Linked DNA regions of Homo sapiens: region 2 is linked to region 1. A link is a contact called in ENCODE Hi-C or POLR2A ChIA-PET data. All regions are on one chromosome and are shown on one strand. The core of a region is the stretch at or near the end of the contact, and the rest is flanking DNA. Distances in the headings are between cores, read along the strand shown.

What was found. A loop is a pair of places that touch in the nucleus more often than their neighbours do. ChIA-PET counts read pairs that join two places held with the same protein, here RNA polymerase II (POLR2A). Pooled maps may share reads with other maps.
Region 2: a pooled map shows a loop between it and region 1 (21-fold over the local background). The contact joins the enhancer-like site here to the promoter of RILPL2 in region 1. A Hi-C loop is called at or near these places in 7 of 50 pooled maps. POLR2A ChIA-PET finds 5 or more read pairs at or near these places in 2 of 52 experiments (activated CD4-positive, alpha-beta T cell and activated CD8-positive, alpha-beta memory T cell).

The regions. Positions count from the first base shown.
Region 1 is chr12:123,435,221-123,438,347 of GRCh38, forward strand. RILPL2 (Rab interacting lysosomal protein like 2) reads right to left here and starts at 1,464. Exons shown (of 4, transcript NM_145058.3): 1 at 862-1,464. The coding sequence starts at 1,200. RefSeq lists an enhancer at 440-1,369 and a silencer at 1,211-1,470.
Region 2 is chr12:123,074,653-123,077,697 of GRCh38, forward strand. The region is part of intron 2 of PITPNM2 (phosphatidylinositol transfer protein membrane associated 2); the gene reads right to left. Among named protein-coding and RNA genes, the nearest start is that of PITPNM2-AS1, 5.2 kb to the right of the region's middle. Within about 2 kb of position 1,324, at least 17 of the 41 ENCODE cell types and tissues checked have a DNase peak (open chromatin) inside an H3K27ac peak, as active enhancers do.

The sequences.
Region 1 (3,127 bases), core at 214-2,713:
GCTTCTTTCTCTCAATGTTACATCTGTGAGATTCATTCACACTGCTGTGTGTATCAGCACCCCGTTCTTTTTCTCTGTTGCATAGTATTCCATATATCACAATTTCAAAACTCAATTGGGTTGCATTTAGAGTGTTTCCAGTTTGGCAGCTGAGACTAAAGCTGCTCTGAATCTTCTTGTCTATGTCTTTTTGTGGTCATATGCACTAATTTCTCTTTAGGTAAAATGTGTTTCTTGTCCAAGTGTGGTGGCTCACATCCACAAGCCCAGCACTTTGGGAGGCCAAGGTGGGAGGATTCCTTGAGCTTAGGAGTTTGAGACCAGCCTGGGTAACGGTGAGACCCCCATCTCTACAAAACATCAAAAAAGTTAGCCAGGCATGGTGGCACATGCCTGTACTCCCAGCTACTTGGAAGGGCAAGGCAGGAGAATTGCTTGAGCCTAGGAGGCCAAGGCTGTAGTGAGCCGTGTTTGCACCACTGCACTCTAGCCTGGGAGATAGAGCAGGACCCTGTGTCAAAAGAAAAAAAAAGTGTTTCTTGCTCTAGGTCAAAGGTTCTCAAACTGTGGACCCTGGGCCAATAGCATCAGCATTAACTGCGAACTCGTTAGAAATACAGATTCTGGCCAGGCAGGGTGGCTCACACCTGTAAACCCAGCACTCTAGGAGGCTGAGGCTGGGGGATCACTTGGAGCCAGGAGTTTGAGACCAGCCTGGGCAACACAGCGAGATCCCATCTCTTAAAAAAAGAAAAAAGAGAAAAGAGAAGAGAAAAGAAAAGGAAGGCGTCTCCCTGCCAGTAGGTGCCCTCCTACGCCCCGCAGGCGCCGTGGGCCCGGAACCCTCGCTCCCACACTCACCTCCCCGCTGGCCGGAGGGCTCTGTCTCCGCAGCCCCTCCACCTCCTTCCTGAGGTGGTCCCTCTCCATCTTCAGCTCCTCCAGCGCCAGGCTGCCCTCATTCACCAGCGCCTCCAGCATCTCCAGGACGCGGACGACTTTGAACTGCAGCTGCGTCACCCGGGGGTCGCTGCCCAGGGCCATAAGCTCGCGGCCCAACAGGTAGGAGATGTCATACACGTCCTCGGCGGTCAGCTGGAAGGGGCTCTTGCCCAGCGCCCCCTCGGGCCCAACCTCGTCCCTCTCCTCGTCCTCCTCTCCCTCCTCCTCTTCCTCTTCTCGCACAGGGGGCTCCTCCATGGCCACCCAGACCCCCGCCGACCTCGGAGCTGCTGTCTTGGAGTCTCCCAAAGGTTAGACTTCCTCCCGGCACCCAAAACTTTCCGCTGGGCAGAGTCCCTACCTGCCCAATCAGCGCGGCCCGGGGGTGGGCCCGGGGGGATGGTGCAAGGGGCCGCGCACGCGACTCTTGGGCCTGCGCCCCGGCGCACCGTCCCCGCTGCCAGCCACGCTGGAGAGTGCGCTCCAGGATGTGGTTTGGGGCGCGAAGGGACAACGGAAAAGGAGGCAGCCGAGAAGAGGAACGGGGAAGTTCAGGGGTGACGGCAATCGCCCCAGCCTGGGAACAGTTGCAGCCCCGGGGAGGAGCCGCCCTGAGCCCCGCCCCTGGCGACCGCTGCCAGGAGGTGCGTTTCCGTGGAGACGGAGTTTCCACCGTGCAATCCAGAGCGGGGTAAAAAGAACGCAACTTTTTCCTTTCCACCCTCGTGCTTTCCAGCCGTAGAATTTGCATCGTAGGTGATGGAAGATCCGGGTGTCTCTTTGAGGGTGTTTTCTGGAGCCTGCGGCCAAACAGAAAGCAGCTGCTGGGGGCAGCGCGACAGAGTCCCCGAGGCTTGAGGATCTGGAAAACTCCCAGGCAAATTGTCACTAGGGCCTGGGGCGTCCGACTTCGCTGTGACTCTCAATAAAATGGAGAATGTCTGCCCTGCTCACTTCGCTGGGTCCTCGGCTCCTCCACGTAACCAGCGCTGTCACCTTGGCAAGTTACTTAACGTCTCCGAGCCTCAGTCTCCTCCTCTGTAAAATGGGGACAATAGCGGGACCCAGGTGGCAGGGTTGCTGCGAGGAACATGAGCTTATGAGATCATGTGTGCGACACCTCAAGCACTTAGGAAGCACTCACATACGTGACTGCAATCCTTCATTCTTTCTTTCTTTCTTTCTTTCTTTTTTTTTTTGAGACGGAGTCTCCCTGTGTCGCCCAGGCTGGAGTGCAGTGGCGCGATCTCGGCTTGCTGCAAGCTCCGCCTCCCAGGTTCACGCCATTCTCCTGCCTCAGCCTCCCGAGTAGCTGGGACTACAGGCACGCGCCACCACGCCCGGCTAATTTTTTTGTATTTTTAGTAGAGACGGGGTTTCACCATGTTCGCCAGGATGGTCTCGATCTCCTGACCTCGTGATCCACCTGCCTCGGCCTCCCAAAGTGCTGGGATTACAGGCGTGAGCCACCGCGCCCGGCCCCTTCATTCTTTCTTCCACAGCGCTAGGGAGGAATTGCTGGTGTTGGAGACACCTTGCTACTTGGGTGAGAGAAGGAGGAGTAATTAACAAGAGAGAAACCCCTGTCTGAAAATCACAAAGCATTCGACACATATGCGGAATCCATATTACTGAGAATATTAGCAGAGTGGCGTAGAAACTTGAGTCATTCGCTGTGGCTCATGCCTTAATCTCAACACTTCAGGAGGCTGACGCAGGAGGATTGCTTGAGCCCAGGAATTTGAGACTAGCTTGGGCATCATAGTGAGACCCTGTCTCTACAAAAAGTAAACAAAAGTAGCTGGACACAGTGGTTCATGCCTGTAGTGGCAGGTACTCGGGAGGCTGAGGTGGGAGGACCACTTGAGCCCGGGATGTTGAGGCTGCAGTGAGCCAAGATCTCACCACAGAGTGGTGCCTGTGACAGAGTGGGACCATGGTGACAGAGTAAGATCATGTCTCAAAAAAAAAGGCACAACAAATCTCAAGTTATTTTAGGTTTCACTGGAGGTTTGTGATAGTCTCAGGCAGAAAGCTCAGCAACGGGGCTTGTCTTTCCCAGGAATGTATTGGCAGCTTTCCTTGTGATAGGTGTATCCATTTTCTCCACACTGAGGTACTAGAATCTCAATGGAGAATGTACATAGATTAAACCAACCAACAAAAGCAAAGCAAATTAACAAAA
Region 2 (3,045 bases), core at 74-2,573, 360 kb before region 1:
ACATATGGCCTCACAGCTCAGTACACCCTAAGCTTATCAGTCTCTGATGAATCCCTTCCCTTTGGGCTGGCGGCCCTCAGAAGCCCTGGACAGAAAGCCAGCACCCAGAGGCTCCCCTGCAGACACAAACATGCCAATCCCTGTAATACACCAGACCATGCAACAGAGCACCAGGGAGGAAAAGAGGGAACAGAGGCAGCTCTTTCCAGAAGTGGACAGGGACAGTTGTCTCACTCAGGTGAGACACTGAGCTGTAAAGCAATGCATAAAAAGGACAGCTGTCTGATCTTAACAATCCTGGGAACCGTTTACATGGGATCATGTTAGCATGAGAAGAATGCCAAATGGTAGGTACACCCCTGCTAGCAGGCAGGGAAAACATATTTGTGTGTGCGTGCATGTGGGTGTGAGCTTGTGAGTTGCATGTGCATGCCTGCATGGCATGTGCACATGTATTTGTGTGAGTGTGCATGTGGGGAGGCTGTGTGTGTGTATCTGCAAGCATATGTGCACTTGTGGGCAAAGGCGTGTATGTGCATGTATAAGTACGTGTGTGTTCAGGAAACTCACAAGAGAGACTGGGGGAGAGTTTAATGTTCATGAGCTTCTCTCTTCCTGCAGTTTAAGTCATCATGCAACACCACCAACAGACTTTTTCAAAGCTAGGCACGGGCTGGGCGGGGGCCAAGGCAGATGTTCTGAGTCCCAGAATCTCTGACCCGCATCAGAGCGGCCTGTCCTGCCCAGCACAGCCTGGGTGGTGGATTCCACCATGCTGCAAGCCAGGCCAGGGAAAAATAAATCAGACTTTCTCCTGGGAGCTTCACTGGCTTCGTGGGGTCTGTCTGAACCACAGGGCTTCCCACCACGCCCTTCCCTGAATCCCAGCGCTCCTGTCAAATTAAAGAAAGAACCACTCACCGCCTGAAAGCCAGCCAATGAGGTGATTATTCCAATTTTCCTGGAACGAGCTTTCCACACTTTCACAGGCTGGAGCCATCGGCGGCCCAGGCTCCCACCTCTCCAAGCTGCTCTCACGCCCCCTGCGGCTCCTTTCAAGTTAAGTCACCACTACGTGAAGTTATACTTTAGAGCAGCCGCTGAGAAAGGACACAGGAGGGCGGAGAGGCTGGGGCAGAGCACTCACGATCTACCTCAGGCAAATGCAGCCAGGCTGGAGGAGCCGGCCTCTCTCCTCAAAAGCCAGCTTGGCTCTGGCTGTTCTTTTGACTTTTGGGCTTGGTAACTGAACACACACTTGCATTGCCCTGAGCTCACACGAAAGCCCTCAGGGCAGAGGAAGCCCAGCAGCAACGGCAGGGCCGGGTGCCTCCCATAGAGGCTGAGAGCAGAGATGACGATCAGGTGCTGCCACTTGTGGGCTGGCCTTTAAGGTGTCACATCAGATTTTCCGCTCACTAGCAAACCAAAACCAAACTAAACAAAACTAGCACATGGCCTCCCCGCCCATCACATAACTCGTAAACCCATCAGAATTCCCAGCAACCAACCAGAATCCAGATGCCCGTAATGTTGTTAAGAAGCCTGCACACCGCCCAGATGCCAGGAGGGTCTGGGTGATTCTCCAGCCCCAAAGCAGAGGAAGAAACAGCACAGACCTGTGCAGACACAAAAGCATTCCTCTCATCCTGCCCAGTTGTAACCCATCTGATTGCTCAAAGAGAAGCACCAAGAATTGAGGGTCTCTGGGGGGCTCAAAGGCAGTTTTAAAGAAACAGGGCTTTGGGGAGATAAACATAGTTTAAAGATGCCCAACCACAGAACCACACAGGGAGTCCTGTCTCAGGCCACCTTCAAGGCTCTGATGCTGTTATTAAAACAATCTGACAGAGAGAATGCTGAAACAAAAAACAGAATCCAATCAGGTGCTCATGAGGCTGAAGTCCTATATTCAACTATTCACTTTGTGAGCCAATTCTGGTCCCACCCTCAATCCCCACTGCACCCTGAGACACAGACACATACTGGAACATCTAGACTTCTCTGCAGTCAGCCCTCCAAGTTGAGTGCCTCTTTCAGAGTTGACTATGGGTTCCCTGGTACCTGAACTCTGAAGCTCCCTGGTGAGTCAGACAGGGCTACTTGGTGTAACACTTCCTATTTAAAGATCAGAGAGGGGTTACTCTCAGACACCATTCAAACCCATAACTTCTAAGAACTGGGTGCTAAATCCGGTTTCTTTGGCCCTCACTTTCCATCAACACGGGAGCTGTTCTTGTTGACAACCAGGGGTTCTTTTTTCCATTGCCTGCTGCACAGGAAGCAGAGGTCACGGTGGGAGCTGCCTGTGCCGGGCATGGGTCGGAGTGTGTCTCCCCGGGCTGCGCTGCTGAGGGGTTAGCCTCACAGATTCCCTCTGGGAAAGCCACTTAAGAGTCATTCTGAATGCATCTACTGGGGATGGGGAAGAAATGATGCAGAATGTTGACCCACTGGGCAGCAGGCTTGAAATCCTGCCTGACCAAACTGTGCCGAGGGGCTGTCCCAAACAGATGGTGCTATCCAGACAGACACACTGGCAGGGCCGCTCTGCCTGAAGCCAGCCAGCAGACGATCCTCCCTACACCACCTTCTTGGAAATCTTGGTTATGGGGGATATCGGGGTGGGGAGGGACACCCCTTGTTATCAGGGGTGGAGAGGGACAAAACATTTCCTCACTGAACTCTCATTTTCAGATAATGAAGGATTGGTCAGAGAGACAGCCAACGTGTGGCCAACAATCACCACTCCAGAGCCCTGCCCCATCTAGGGCGCACGTGCATGCCTCTGAATTTCCTCCCCTTTCCTTGGTCCAACCACAGTCCAGGAAAGCAGATTTTCTATGCCCCGTGGCAATCACAGTGGAAAATGGAAGTACAATGGAGTGCTGTACCTACCCAAGCACCAGGAGGCAGGAGTCGAGCTACTCACAGACTCCCTAGAGGAGAACTCCACGCACCCAAACTCTGCTGTGCCCCCTCTGAGTTCTGAGCATGCCAGGTGAGGCCTCTCCCTCTCTCTCTCCCTCCATCCCAGCTCTTCGG